Regions from separate parts of the Homo sapiens genome. Here regions 1 and 2 are each linked to region 3. Evidence: read pairs that join two places in POLR2A ChIA-PET (ENCODE). Cell type or tissue: HepG2. All regions are shown on one strand. Region 1 overlaps LINC00673 (long intergenic non-protein coding RNA 673). Region 2 overlaps SOX9-AS1 (SOX9 antisense RNA 1). Region 3 has its middle 56 kb from the start of LINC02003.

Evidence for each region. ChIA-PET counts read pairs that join two places held together with the same protein. Peaks named below come from ENCODE experiments on the same cell type or tissue, not always from the same donor. Only the 100,000 strongest peaks of a DNase experiment are listed, where the experiment ranks them.
Region 1: POLR2A ChIA-PET joins it to region 3 with 15 read pairs; 8 of 35 experiments call an interaction of 5 or more read pairs at or near these places.
Region 2: POLR2A ChIA-PET joins it to region 3 with 11 read pairs; 3 of 35 experiments call an interaction of 5 or more read pairs at or near these places.

Annotation. Positions count from the first base shown.
Region 1 is chr17:72,462,801-72,467,800 of GRCh38, reverse strand. The region is part of intron 1 of LINC00673 (long intergenic non-protein coding RNA 673); the gene reads left to right. Among named protein-coding and RNA genes, the nearest start is that of LINC02003, 120 kb to the right of the region's middle. RefSeq lists an enhancer at 2,093-2,302. In HepG2, no CTCF peak of the experiment used is centred here; DNase peaks (open chromatin) are centred at 1,450 and 2,100; H3K4me3 peaks cover 663 bases.
Region 2 is chr17:72,090,648-72,095,647 of GRCh38, reverse strand. All of the region lies in intron 2 of SOX9-AS1 (SOX9 antisense RNA 1), which reads left to right. It overlaps LINC02097 (long intergenic non-protein coding RNA 2097), which reads right to left. Exons shown (of 6, transcript NR_110827.1): 6 at 2,167-2,718. Among named protein-coding and RNA genes, the nearest start is that of LINC02097, 21 kb to the right of the region's middle. RefSeq lists an enhancer at 2,489-3,002. In HepG2, a CTCF peak has its summit at 2,877 (motif pointing left); a DNase peak (open chromatin) is centred at 2,727.
Region 3 is chr17:72,396,733-72,401,732 of GRCh38, reverse strand. No RefSeq gene overlaps it. Among named protein-coding and RNA genes, the nearest start is that of LINC02003, 56 kb to the right of the region's middle. RefSeq lists an enhancer at 1,171-1,465. In HepG2, no CTCF peak of the experiment used is centred here; DNase peaks (open chromatin) are centred at 1,332, 1,982 and 4,402; H3K4me3 peaks cover 841 bases.

The sequences.
Region 1 (5,000 bases), 66 kb before region 3:
GACAGTGGGGAGGGCTGGGCCTAGAGGAAGAGCAGAAATGGGGAATATTTGGAAGCGGAGGCTGCTGGACGCAGAGACCTCCTGTTGGGGGTAGTACGTGGAGACAGAACCCTGCTTCTGGGCATCCTGGGGTAGTACTCACAGGGGCAGGGGGCCCAGGCATCTGCCAGAGCCAAAAATAATGAGCCAAGGCTCACATCCCTGCAGTTGGCTTCTCAATCACCGTTCAGTACCTTCTATGACCCCCAGTACAAGGTGGCCCTTAACCATTTGTCAAATGCATCCACTCTCCTCCCTCTCCCCAGTTCTAAAGGGTTCTTGGAGTCCATCTGAGCTGTGTTTCACTTGAGCGAAATGTTTAGGAGTTGGGCAGGAAGACTACTCCTTCATGGTAGCCTTGATGGAAGGTTTTTCTGAACAAGTGATATAAATCCCATGGGGTGGCTCCCCAGACACCTCCTTCTCATCACCTCCTTAACATACAGGAATCTGTGTTTTTAAGGATGCTGAACCCGTGCATCCCGTATCTCTGTCTGGAATTGCACTTCAGGTTCCAATCCTTGCTGCAGTGAACCTGGTGAGTTAATTTTCTTCTCATCAGTTTCAGTGACTACCTCCACAAAACACAGAGAAAATATTTACCTGTCTCATATGTTAATATGAGGATGAAAAGCCGTTTTTCCATGTCAAGTTCTTTCATGGAACAAGTGCTCAATACATGGGAGCTATTATCACGATTATCATATTCTTTTCAAAAGAAAGAGCTCTCTCAGGGTTTCCATTTAAATATTTGATTCTAGACCAGGAGTTGGCTAACTACAGTCTGTGGGCCAAGACCGGCCTGCCACCTGTTTTTGTACAGCTCGTGAGCTAAGAATCCTTTCCACATTAAAAGTTAAAATCAAAAAAAGGAATATTTTGTGACATGTGAAAATTATATGAAATGTAAATTTCCAAGTCTATGAATAAAGTTTTATTGAGACTCAGCTATACCTGTTCATTTGCTTATTGTCTATGGGTGCTTCATGCTACAATGGCAGAGTTGAGTAGCTCCGATGGAGATGTCATGGCCCACAAAGTTGAAAATGTTTACTCTGTGGTCCTTTACAGAAAAAGCTTGCCAGTCCCTATTCTAGATGACTGATTATTAAACAGGGAGTGTAGGAGTAGGTACCTAGTACAAAAATTGCTGGGCTTAATGCTGATTGGAATAGAGTTCACTAACAGTTGGAAAAGAAGAAAATGCAAGTATCTTTGGTATTTTAAAATAACAGAAGTAAAAAGGAAACAGGGACTGAGTTTTTGAGAATCCTGTACTGTTGATGATGTCACTTTTTCAGAAGTAATCTCTAAGTTTCAGTACACAGGCTGTAGGTATTTGCAGAGGGTGTGTGTTCTAAGATTCCCTTAAGCAGGGAACTCCCTAGGCTGTTGAATGGGTCAGGGTGGGGGTTGACAGTGGGGAGTGGAAGGGGGAGGCTTGACTCATGTCCACCCTCCTCATCCCTCTGCCTTTCCACAAGTGGGAGCTGCCTGTAGAAACAGAGCATTGCTTAAGAAGCTCAAGTTTTATTTCACCTGTTGGGTGTATTTGTCTGTTTATACTCTGCCTCATTCCACTTTCTTCTAGAAAGGATTTAAGGCAGCCAGGACCCTTCAGTGTCAAAAATCCCAGATCCTAGAAGAAGCAATGCCTAGGGGCTGTGTTTGAGGGGAGTACGCAGAGTGAGGTGTCACTGATGATTTCAAAGAGGTGACCCTGGAGCTGAACTGTTTTTCAACGAAGGGAACATTCTTTTCTTGCCTTTATCTCTCTGTCCCCTGTCACCCCGATCTCTGCTCCCACTCCCAACTCCTCAAAGGGCAAATTGTGTTGCCTTGGGTCTCATGGAGGAGAGAAGGCAGGGACAGAGAAGAGTCTGCCCGAAGCAAATGCCAATCCTTGCAGAGTGCCGAGCGAGCTGGGAGCAGCGGTGAGCTGGGTTGAGGGGCAGCCATAGGAACAAGCGCAGGGAGAAGGCTGAGTAATGGACGGGAGGCACAGTGGGTGACAGGGCTGAGAGCACAATTTATGAGTCACCCCGAGCAGCTGCTCTTTGCCCCAGGGGAGCAACTCACACATTCCCAAGGGAGCCAGTGCCTGGGAGACGTGACGTCGTTGTCACTGGGAGAGGAGTTTCAACCATGTGTGGCTTCGGAGGAGCTTGTTCCCATGGGTAACACCCAAGATTCTCAGGATGCAAAATCCCAGCCAAAAGGAGATGGGGCTCTAAGACTTCTTGTGCATGCTTGTATGTATGTATGTATGTGTGTGCAGGTGTGCATATGTGTGTGTGTGCATGTGTGTGAAAGAATGTGTCTCCTCCATGCTGAGACCTCATTATTAACTGCTGATCTGTGCATCCAGGGTGGTAAGAACTTTCATCGTTCATGGAGGAGGTGGTGGCTCTGTGACTAATAGCCCGCCAGTCCGTAGCCATCCCAACATTTTTCTCAAGGATGCTCCCTCCACAAAATCCTGCTCCAAACCCATGATTTGCATGAAACATTCCCTGTTCAACCACGACGGCTCCTCATCTGGCATGTACATTTGGATCATGGTTAGAGGGGGCTGGCCACCTCTGATTGAATTCAGAAAGCCAGCCCGGTGCCGCCCACTGACTCTCTCCCAGGCATCAGCCTTAAAGTTCTGGCAGCTATTCCCAGCTAAATGGGTGCATCAGGCCTTCTTACTGCATAGATAGTTAATAGGGGAAGGAAGAGAGCTCACTCACAGCCTCTCACTGCTGCAGTTTGTTTTATAAACCTGATAGGCACACAGCAAACCCAATGACCAGATACAATGGAAGCAGCCTTTCCTTTTGCACTGTCACCAGCCGTGGCTTTATAAAACCGTTGTTTTTCCTTACCTGGGAAGCCCTTGGGCTGTCCCTTACTTCCTTGATAAGCCAGGCAAGGACATGACAACCTTTAAAATATTGTATCTCTGTGGATAACTGAGCCCAAGAAGAGGAAGGATCTAGTGTATGCCTCCTTAACAATGAAATGAAAAACACAGGGAGCCAAAACCAAGTTTAAATGAGGGTCAGTGGATAACGCATGAACTGGGAACACAATTTGGTTGGGGAAGCTTGTCTATCCGTGGTGTTTTCTGGATAGCTGTTTTCCAGCACACACAAGTATACAACACTTATTTAAAACAGGCCAAGTGCGGTGGCTTACACCTATAACCCCAGCGCTTCGGGAGGCCGAGGCGGGAGGATCACTTGAGCCCAGAAGTTCAAGACCAGCCTGGGCAATGTAGTGAGACCTCATCTCTACAACAAATTTGAAAATTAGCTGGATGTGGTGGCACACACCTGTGGTCCCAGGCACTTGGGAGGCTGAGGCAGGAGGATTGCTTGAGCCCTGAAGGTCAAGGCTGCAGTGAGCCATGACTGTGCCACTGCACTCCAGCCTGGGAAACAGAGGAAAACCCTGTCTCAAAGAAATAATAAAAGAAAAGAAATAAAACAGACTTCCCCAAGAATAGTAAACCACAGTTACAAGTTCATATTTGTAAGTTTATTGTTTTATTGAATCTATTTTTTGGGGTGGATACTTGTTGATAGTCCCTGTGGGTACCTGGGATGTTCCTCCTAGCATAGACGGCAAAAATTTCCAGTGAATTCCTCATTTCCTCCTGTTTCTTTGTGAATGCCCGTAGCTTTAAGGGCCTCTCACCTCCTCAGAGGCAGAGGAGGTTTGTGGACTGGGTGCTAAGCTAATACCCAGGAACTGAATTTTGTTTTGTTTGCTCCACCCACTCTTGGGTAGAGGTGCCGATAGGATGGCCACACTGTGGCCACAGCAAACAGAAATGACCAGCACTACCCAGATAGGAAGCACACGTGCCCAGCTGATCCTTCGGTCCTGGGGAGCTACCTGAATCTCATGGGAAACCCACTTTCCTTTTTCCCCACCACAGACTTGGCTTTCTGCTTCCTTTCTGCTCTGCTCTTTCTGAAAATGCAAATGTGTGTTGGGCAGATCTCCTATGCAGGGAGATTGGCAGAGCCCCTAGGGACACTTGACTGACCAAGGCTTCTTCGTGGAGAGCTGTTTTCTGGTTTATTCTGTCTTGTGATCGATAGGAAACACTGGCCAGGCTTCTTATTTTCCAAGGCTGCTGCTTTCTGACAGGCTTTAAGGGATTAAGGGTTGAATACAGGTGGGTTTCTTCCCCCTCCTGACTCTGTCACCTGGACATTGCCATGGCAATAATCCTCCCTGAAACAAAAATAAAGGGCAGAACCGGTTGGACAGAAAGTGTAGCCGAAAAGTCTTCCAGGGACACTGAGAGTTGAGGGACTTTGAGGCCGCATGGGGCTCCATAGAGCAGCAATCCCCAACCTTTTTGGCACCAGGGACTGGTTTTCTGGAAGATAATTTTTCCGTGGATGTGGTGGGGTGGGGTGGGGTGGGGGTAGTTTCTGGATGATTCAAGCACATTACACTTATTGTGTACTTTATTTCTATTATTATTACATTGTAATATGAAATAATTATACAATTCACCATAACATAGAATCTGTGGGAGCCCTGAGCTTGTTTTCCTACAACTAGACAGTCCCATCTGGGGGCGATGGGAGACAGTGACAGATCATCAGGCATTAGATTCTCATAAGGAATGCACAACCTACATTCCTCACATGTGCAGTTCACAATAGGGTTCTCGCTCCTATAAGAATTTGATGCCATCACTGATCTTACAGGAGGTGGAGCTCAGGTGGTAATGTGAGCAATGGGGAGCGGCTGTCAATACAAATGACACTTTGCTCACTCACCCACCACTCACCTCCTGCTGTGCAGCCTGGTTCTTAACAGGCCATGGAGCAGTAATGCGTCCATGGCCTGGGGGTTAGGAACCCCTGCTATAGATCATGTCCACAAGAGCAAGGAGGTAAAAAAAAAAATGAGTGGCCTTGGTGTTAGGGAACACTATACATCAAAGTGCCATC
Region 2 (5,000 bases), 310 kb after region 3:
GAGGCTGGGGCTTGGCTGGCAGGATATGGAGTGTGTGTATTTTCTGTTTATTCTTGAAGTTTCCTTCCCTGCAAATACATGCCTAGTTGCCATGTGCCTTTCACAAGGAAGCCAACGCCAGCACTCCATCGCTCATGAGCAGTCCTGCAAAAACAAATCCATATCCTTAATGCAACCCTAGGTGCCAGCAAGTCAGGCCTGCACTGGCCAGGCAGCCTGGAGCTTAGGAACAATCTGGTCCTCAGGAAGGGAGGGAAGAAAAACAATTTCAAATTCCAGGCACCTGGGGCCTCTTACAGACGGCCATTGTCGGGAGAAGGGAAAACTAAACTGTGTAAAGGAGCTGGTGGCGCCTTTGGGAAGGGTAGAGGATATTGAGGTTGGAGGCTGCTGCTCAGGGTGTGTGCACAGTGGGCATGGGATGGGGTAATCTGAAGAAAGAGCTGAACAGTTCACTTGTGTGAGCTTGGGCAGCTTGCCTTTAGGTGCCTCAGTTTCCTCATTTTAAAATGATGAGAAGAGTAACATCTGCCCCGGTTCCCTCAAGTTGGGCATACAAATGTGAATAGGCTTAGAAAAGGGTGACAGACTCTTTAGATGTCAGGGATTGCAGAAGAGGGCTGCCTCCCTTTTTAATTATTCTGTTGATTAGGACCTCTGGTATGTCTTAGTAAGTTTCCCCCTCCTGGGAATAACCACCTGAGAAGAGCCCTGTAGTTTCCTGTTGCCCAAGATGAAGGTGGTGGTTGGATGCTCTTCAGGAGTGATCAAGGTTAGGTTAACCCTCAAAAGGCTTTGGTAGCTGCAGAATGGAATGAGCATATCAAGTTTTAAAGCACCAGGAGCCACCAGAGAAAGATGCAGCAGGGCTCTTGATACATATTGATGATGATGATGACAACAATGAAGATGGTAACAGTGATCATTCATTGAGTTGACTGAGTACACTGCATGCCTGGTAAGTAGCACAGGGCACTTCATTCTTATCATCTCATTTGATCCTCACAAGACGTCCATCAGGCAGGTGCTAGGATGATTTCCACTTTGCAGATGAGAAGGTTGGGGCACAAAGGGGTTGATAATTTGCATAACATCATACTGCTAGTAAGTGGCAGCGCTGATACTCAAAGCCGCATATATCTGACTCCAAAAAGAATAATCTGCTAATATTATACATGGATTTTTTTAAAGAAATGAACTTTAAAATTTGCATCGTTAATGTCTGTCTTCCTAGAAGACTTGTATAATATAAGCATATATGAACTATATTTAACATTTATTGGTGAAAAATTATTTACCATGTGAGGTTGCTTGATTTGTTGTTTTGTACATTTTTGGTCTCTGGAGCTTCAGAGAAAGAAAATATTAATACAATGCAAAAACTGTCCGCTGACAGCTGGTACTGTTTGTTTTCTGTGATATGCTTTTCAGTCCAGTAACAGTTAGCCAGAGAATGGATGGGTGGGGAAAATATGTTCCAGGTAGAGGGAACAGCATGTGCAAAATCCAGGTATAAGAGAAAACATGGTGGGTTCTGGGAATGGCAGGTCAGTAAGATAATTAGAAAACAGAAGGCCAGTGCAGGTATGGGATGGAGTGAGAGATAAACCTGGGGAAATAGGCTGCGGTCAGACCAGAAAAAGCCTTCTCTGCGATGTTAAAGACTTTGCAATTCATCTAAAACCAATGAATACCATGAAGCTGAAGACAGACGTGATCCAATTTGCATTTTAGAATGAGAATGCTGGGTGGAATGCACCACTTTTCTTGCTGCAGGCCTAGAACCATATATTTCCCCATTCAAATGGCAAGAGCAGTTGAATGTTTTTATGTCCTAGCTCAGTACTCCAGAAGGCTCCTTGAAAGCATACAGCATTTTCTTCTTTGGTGTCAGGGAGTCCAGCCAACCATAGCTGTTGCTGCAGCCTGGCCCTAACCTCAGAAGACTGCATGCTTTCCCCACTTTCAATATGCTTTCTGCATTTATTTTTCTCTATGAGATACTAAAAAGACAGGTGCTGAGTTTTGGGGCTTTCTGCTCACTGTTAGCCCTTATGCTGTGTTGTGCTGAATGCTCAGCTGAAGCTACCTGGAAGTGGGTACGTGCTATGAGTTCCTGAGCGACCATTTACCTTAGCTATAAGTCATTCTGCACGCCAGGAAGGAGCAGGTTGATAAAGAGTGGTATTTATTTACTTAATAACAAAATAGAAATGTTGTTTGTATCCTACTAGCACTAGAATCCCTAAATGTTGTCTTCACCCACCACAATGGCAGGCTGGACAGTGACAGGTGAATAGAGATTTAAAAAAATCTGCTGGCCTCTCTCCTTGACATTGCTCTTCCCTGAAGTCAAAGACACCAGCATCTCTTTGCTCAGTCTTCTCTAGAAGCTGCAGATCAATGTGGAGAGGCAGGAAGAGAGGAGTGTAGTCCTGGACTTGTTTTAACCTTGGGAGTTCTTGTTGCTTTTTCTGATTCAATTGTCCAATTCATTCAGTCCACTAAATACATATTTCATGGGGCTCAGTTGCTAGGGTCAACCAATTGGGATAGAAGATCACAGGTAATGACTGCCAGGAAGCAGAGCCAAGAAATTCCTTCCTTGCTGCTTCATAGGTGACAGGTCTTCAGAAGGTGAAGGACTGTTGTTTGCAGGGTGGACTTCAGTGACCTGCATGGAGCTTGGGAAACTTCACAGTTCCACTTTGAACTCCCCTGTAAGAAGTCAGAGCAAACATTGGAGGTCAATGACCAAATCATGGCTTAAACTCTTTCCATGGGAGTCAAATTCCACTCCCAGCTGTTTAACCAGGACATCTGGAACCTGGATTTGAACATTTTGACCTCCATTATTGAAAGGCAGTCTATCAGTTGATTACCTACTACCACCTTTTGGCCAAAGAGAGAAAGAGAAGAAATAAAGATGGCCGAATGTGTTGTGTAGCCTTTGACTTAGTTAAATGGTTCAGCAGCCAAAATGGCATATTTGAAAGTTGGTCACTAAAATATTGATTATAGTAACAAACTATAGATCTGAGCTTCTCTTTTCTTACAAGCACAGTGGAGAAATAATTTAAAATGTGGAGGCACCATGAATATCACTGTGGATATTTTCATTAACTCTGTAAAAATCAGTCATCTATGCCGGAAGAACATGATGACAGACAGACACGTTTGTTCTTGGCATTTCCTTTTTTTTTTTTTTTAAACAGGGTTTCACTCTGTGGAGTGCAGTGGTGCAATCATAACTCACTGCTGCCTCAACCTCTCAGGCTCAAGTGATCCTCCCACCTCAGCCTCCCAAGTAGCTGCAACCACAGGCACTCACCACCATACCTGGCTAATTTCTGTATTTTTTTGTAGAGACAGGGTCTTAGCAGGCTGCTCAGACTGGTCCTGGGCTCAAGCAGTCCTCCCGCCTCAGCCTCCCAAAGTGCTGGGATTACAGGAGTGAGCCACTATGTCTGGTCCCCGACTTTTTTTTTTTTCATTTTCTCTTTTTAGTTTGATAGTTGTATTATTACCAAAATTTATTAGTACATTTGGAGATTATGGATAAGTATGAAACCTTATGTCAGGCTCTGCAAAGAGGACCTCAACTCAGTTTATTTTCTGTAATGGGGATTTATTGCAAGATTGGTGCATGTTGAGGGGGAGAAAGGGATGCTATCTCTCCGGATCCTAGTAGCCAGGACTGTGAGGCATAGCAACCTTCATAGAGAACTGGGCTTTAGAGACCAATCTTGTCTTGGTTTGCTTAATATTCATATTTCCTGAAAGAGAGGAAATTGGGCTTATCTGCCACCATTCTACATGGACAACCTTAGTGGGCAGAATTTAGGATAGCATATCCCAGAAATAGTTAGCCTTCTTTGTATCTGGTTCTGTGACTTCTCAGCCATTCCCTAAGGTAGTCAGATGTGTGGTTAGAGAGAGCAGGGTTGGTTTATCCACACGACATGGGAGGAACTACATCATGTTTGATATGGTTTGGCTGTGTCCCCACCCAAATCTCATCTTGAATTCCCATGTGTTGTGGGAGGGACCCAGTGGGAGGTAATTGAATCATGGGGGCAGGTCTTTCCCATGCTGTTCTCATGATAGTGACTAAGTCTCACAAGATCTGATGGTTATTATAAGGGGAGTTTTCCTGCACAAGCTCTCTGTCTTTGCCTGCTGTCATCTGTGTAAGACGTGACTTGCTCCTCCTTGCCTTCTGTTGTGATTGTGAGGCTTCCCCAGCCATGTGGAACTGTAAGTCCAATTAAAGCTCTTTCTTTTGTAAATTGCCCAGTCTCAGGTATGTCTTTATCAGCAGCATGAAAAGAGACTAATACAATGATATATAGGAATAAACCATGTTAGTCATTTTCCTTATACTGTGTTTGGACAAGTTGGGCATCTGATGATTTTGAGGTTTTTCCTGTAGCCCCTTCTTCATATTACTTTCATCTTGTACAAAGTCTTGGAGTATAATTTTATTGTTATGACATTTACGAATGCACTTTTTTTTTCTAATGATAAAGTTTTGTCTTTATAGGTTCATCTCAAAGATCTCTCTTTGCATAATGTGTGTGTGGACCTGCCTACAGATACATTGGGTGGAAGCCCTAGGAGCCTCAAGCAAGTCTGAAGATTGGCCCTGAGAACCACTGTTCTCATTATCAGCAAGGATTTTATCCAGAGACCTCTAGGAATACATTCACTAAAATGTGACTGTGGTCCTGTGGTTGTATGAACTCTGGCTCTTCTCGTGAATTACATTTCACTGGAGTCAGGTGTTTTCTGTAAACATCGTTAAACCACGAGACCAACTGCATTGAACATTTTTTGCACTACATTGTTTTATTTCTTGCTCGTCTTTTCCTTGCAGAGCTGGGGCTGGGGTGAGGTGTGTGGTGTACCTAGCACTCAAAATGTAAGGATTCTCAGAGTCATACAGGTGCACGGTCAGCACCTGAGAGTGAGCCACCCTTTAACATTTTGCCTTCTAGGTG
Region 3 (5,000 bases):
TGGCAAGACCACAGGGAGGGAATTACATGCTAGGGTAGAGATGAACTTATGGACGTATCATGCACCTTGGTGTTTGCCCCTGTAGTGATTCTCACTACCTTCGCTACCATTGGAGGGATGCTCACCCACCTCCTTGGGTGCCATTTTTCTTTTTTAAAAGATGAAGGCATTTCAGATGATCCCTTCATTTATGTTCTACTTTCATTCTTTGGTTTCAAAAGAAGTCCTGATCTTATGTCAAAGGCAACAATCTCTTCTCTCAATCTCTCTCTCTCTCTCACTCTCTCTCTCTGGCTCACTCTGTCACCCAGGTTGGAGTACAGTGGCATGATCTCAGCTCACTGCAGCCTCGACTTCCTGGGCTCAAGAAATCCTCCTGTCTCTGCCTTCCGAGTAGCTGTGATCACAGTTGTATGCCATCATGCCCAGGTAATTTTTTTTATTTTTATTTTTTTGTAGAGACAGGGTCTCACCATCTTGCCCAGGCTCGTCTTGAACTCCTGGGCTCAAGCAATCCTCCTGCCTTGGCCTCCTGAAGTATGTGAGCCAATGCGCCTGGCCCTCTCTTTTCTTATCTCCTTATCCATATGCAATCACAGAACCTGAGAGGCTGAAGTGGTCTAAAGCATCACTCTTCTCTAGATTTATCTCTGACTAATGCAGGAATCCCCTTTCAAATCAGGCAAGGGATCGTTCAGCCCAGGGGAGAGAGGACTATGAGAGAGGCTGAGTGATACCCAGCCTGATGGGGAAGCAGTTGAATTTTAAAGAGTGTTTCATACACTATCAGGTGGCCATGAATGTCAATTTCTTAATGAGATTTTGTGCTAAATGCTTTTTGCCCTCTTCCCCATGTTTGTTCTGGTTTAAAAAAAAAAAAAAAAGCACAGTGCAGGGAGGCAGAGAGACCTAAGTTTTTGTCTCAGAAAGCTCCTCATCATCTTAATTCCTTCCGTATAAAATGAGGGGTTTGGGCCACACGATCCCTGGAGCCTCTTCTATTAATAGTTCTGACATCCACGATGCTGGCATATTTGATGGATAAGCTATCAGCCTTCTAGGAGTCCATGTCTTAAAGTTTTGCTGGGGTTTTAGGTCTCATGTTAGAATAGTACGTTAGACATTGTCCAAGGTGCAATGTAAAGTGATTTCATCTTGCCTTAATTTCATTATGAACATAACTATTTCAAATTAGCTCCCCGACACCGCCCCCACCCCCCAATTTTGTTCAGCCTCGCCTGTGAGATTTTCCATGGCATTGGAACTTGATCCACAGGAGAACTTTGATCCTCTTCAAGCGGCCCTGGAAACCCATGTGGGAAAATATTAGTCATGTTGACAGGAGAGATAGGAGGTTCTCGTGGTGAAACAAGTCCCTCTGCTCAGGAGGCTGCAGTTTAAAGGATTTCAAGGTGACCTTGGAAGTGGTCACTGACCTTGGATAAGACCCTTATATGCCAGGCTGGTGGAGAACAGGTGGAGGGAGGCCTGAAGACAGCCCTAAACTGAGGGGTCTGGAAACCTGATCACCGGCCCTGCCCTTGGCTTCAACTAAGTCCGGGTCACATGTGAGTCACTCTAGCCTTTTCTCTGGGTCTCAGTTTTCTCATCTATAAAAGGGACAGAGAAGGGGCAGGGGTTGGTCTTGACGATTCTCTGAGGTTCCTGCCATGCATCAAGTTCTCAGCCTTGCCTGGCCCAGCTGGTTCCTGACAAGCAGTAGCCCTTTCTCCCTTTGCCTTTGGCTGTGCAAGTCAAAAACAGGGCTGTCCGGGAAGTCCATTACCAAAGAATACTTCAAAGCTGTTTGCACGCATTGTCAGTTGCACTGAACATGAGTTTGTTGAGGGAGAAGGTAAATAGACATACAGGCTGATGACAGGAGGGGTGGAAGGGGGACCACTATTTACCCCCAGGGTGGCTGGGAGGGGAAAAAAAAAGAAACCCTGCCTGCCGTTTTGACCAATAAATAAAAACTGGGAGCTCTGCGTGGCTAAAACCATAGGGGATTTATTAGTTTGCTTAGTGAAAGGCAAATATTAAGTCTTAAGTTGACCCGTCCTGGGACCTGCCTTTTGGCTTTTGTATGCCGTGCGGCACCGATCACTGGGCCCTCGGGTTATCGAGTTCTGTTGGAGTTTTTTTTTTTTTTTTAATTGTTTTCCATCTCCGTCTTTTCTTCCTCTTTCACCTGCCCCCTTCCCACTATGTCCCGCCTTTTTCGGTAACTTAGGTCTGGGTTTTGGAGGGGTGAGAAGGGCAAGGGTGAAAAACATGTTCTGCTTGTAGAACTGTCTATGCCCAGGGCTCTGGCCAGCCCAGGAATTGCCGATGCCCGGGATGTGGTGGCTCAGGGTAGTGACTCCAGCAGGTGGTCCTCCTGGGTCCCTTCCATCCTCTCTCCTGGACTATTAATGTTAGGTCCCAGGTGTAAGGCAAAGGCCTTGTCCCTCACGAAAATGAGCATAATGACAAGCATTGGAAAAGAACAGAGCACGCCTATTTCTAAGTTTTAACTTTCCTATCCCATCTGAGTCTTCATACCCAGCAGATGATTTCAGCCTGAAAGAGGAACTGTTCAAGGTGGGGCTGTGTCCATTAGGGTCTGACCAGGGCTTGTGACTCACCATGGAGTGAAATATCGGGACAAGAGGGGCTGGATGGCCACCGAGTCTATTCAGTTTTCAAGTAGGAGATGCAGTGAAACTAAACTAGATGGAGCATTGTTTATCCTTTGCTTTAAACATCCACAGTGTAATCCAGGCTATTCTAAAACATTGCAGTTTGTGGGTGCTACGGTCTCATGGGTGGTGCTTGCTAACAGCCACCCACTGTCATGTACAGCACAGCAGGACACACTGCTCCATGCCAGACCCTAAGTGCCCATTTCCTGGTCCACCCCAGTGACTGTCCAGGATGCATCTTTTTTTTTTTTTTCTTTTGAGACAGAGTCTTGCACCGTTGCCCAGGCTGGAGTGCAGTGGCGCAATCTCGGCTCACTGCAAGCTCTGCCTCCTGGGTTCACGCCATTCTCCTGCCTCAGCCTCCCGAGTAGCTGGGACTACAGGCACCTGCCACCACACCCGGCTAATTTTTTGTACTTTTAGTAGAGACGGGGTTTCATCGTGTTAGCCAGGATGGTCTTGATCTCCTGACCTCGTGATCCACCCACCTCGGCCTCCCAAAGTGCTGGGATTACAGGCGTGAGCCACTGCGCCAGCCCAGGATGCATCTTATTAATCTACGTGGGGCACTATGGCTTCCCAAATCACTACTCACATTCTAGAACTGCTTACTTCAGAAAGTTTCTTGCACATTCCAGTAATTATTTTTTTTTTTTTTTGAGATGGGGGTCTCACTATGTTGCCCAGGCTGGTCTTGAACTCCTCCACTCAAGCAATCCTCCCACCTCAGCCTCCCAAAGTGCTGGGATTACAGGTGTGAGCCACCATGCTTGGCCCAGTAATGATTTTTTATTGAATTCAGCACGATCGTTAATCCTTTGGCAATTCTTCACAGAGGAGTATTTTTTAAAGGATAGACATCGGGCATCCAGGGTACTGAAATCCTACGAATGCTTCGAGGCTCATCTCAAATGCTTCCTTCTCTCAGAAGCCGTCCTGGATTTCTCCTTCCCTCTCAACCAGTTGTGACCTCTCCCTCACATATTCTGACATAGGTACTCAAAAAAATGTCAGTCTTCCTTCCTTGACCATAGCACTTTAGTATCTCATTTACTGCACTTACAATGGACTTGTTTTGGCACCCTCTTCTCTCCCAACTCTCTTTCTCTCTCTTTTATAAGAATAGGGACTGAGTCATTGTTTACTCATTGAAATTTATCGTTGAAATGCTCCCAAACGTCCATGGTCACATGGGAAGCACTGTGATGGGCATTTCATATACTTCTCATTTAATCATCGGCAAACAAGACTTTACAGTAATCAATTGCTTTGACCAAGTCTTTTATGTGAACTTTGAGATTCAAAACCAGGGTCATGGACAATCTGAAATTCAGAGCTTGTGAAGTTGCAGCATGATGGCTTTTACATGGTAGGATGTACAAAAATGATGTTGAGTTGACTTTTCCTATTACCAACCTGTTATTGTGTGTACCACCAAATTTGCCTTTTTTTTTTTTTTTTTGCTTGCTCAGGAGTAATCAATAAAGTGTTTTCCACTTTGGGAGGCCAAGACAGGAGGATCACTTAAGCCCAGGAGTTTCAGACCAGCCCGGGCAACATAGGGAGACCCCCATCTCTACAAAATTAAAAAAACAAAAACAAAAACAAACATAGCCAAGTGTGGTGGTGCATGCCTGTAGTCCCAGCTACTTGGGAGGCTGAGGTGAGAGAATCGGTTGAACCTGGGAGGTCAAGGCTGCAGTGAACTGTGATTGAGTCACTGCACTCCAGCCTGGGTGACAGAGTAAAACCCTGACTCAAAAAATCAATAAAGAAAGAAAGTGTTTTCCAAACAGCAGAGAAATTTTGTTTGTTGCCTGATTGGTTGGTTTCCATGTAGAAACTCTTCCTGAAAATAGAATTATGTCTGATTTTTGCCAGTTACCCCATGAGCTAGTTTCATTTTTAGGGTGGGAAATAAAAATATCAGTTCAAAAGTTTAGATCAAAATTTCTAGGGTTTCGTTCACCCTGTCTAATAAGGAGAACTTAAAAAAAAAAGGATCTTCCCATTAATATCCAAATAATTTCACTCTGTCTAATAGGGAGAACTACAGAAAAAACAAAAGGGACCTGCCCATTAATATCCAACCTCACAGGTAGAGACCTTCGGTGTTAATAGGCAGATCCCTTGCCATGAGAACTGGACCTAGGTTCAAGGTCTTACCACCTGAGGACCAAAGGCCAAGGGAGAAAAGGCACCACTCAGGGGCAAGCAGGCCCTGGGAGGAAAAGTCTGTCTCCCTTGACTCCTGATTTCTCCTCCTGGGGGTTTGTGGGGGTGGGGGTGGGGGTGGTGGTATGGGGGTGTGTGGAG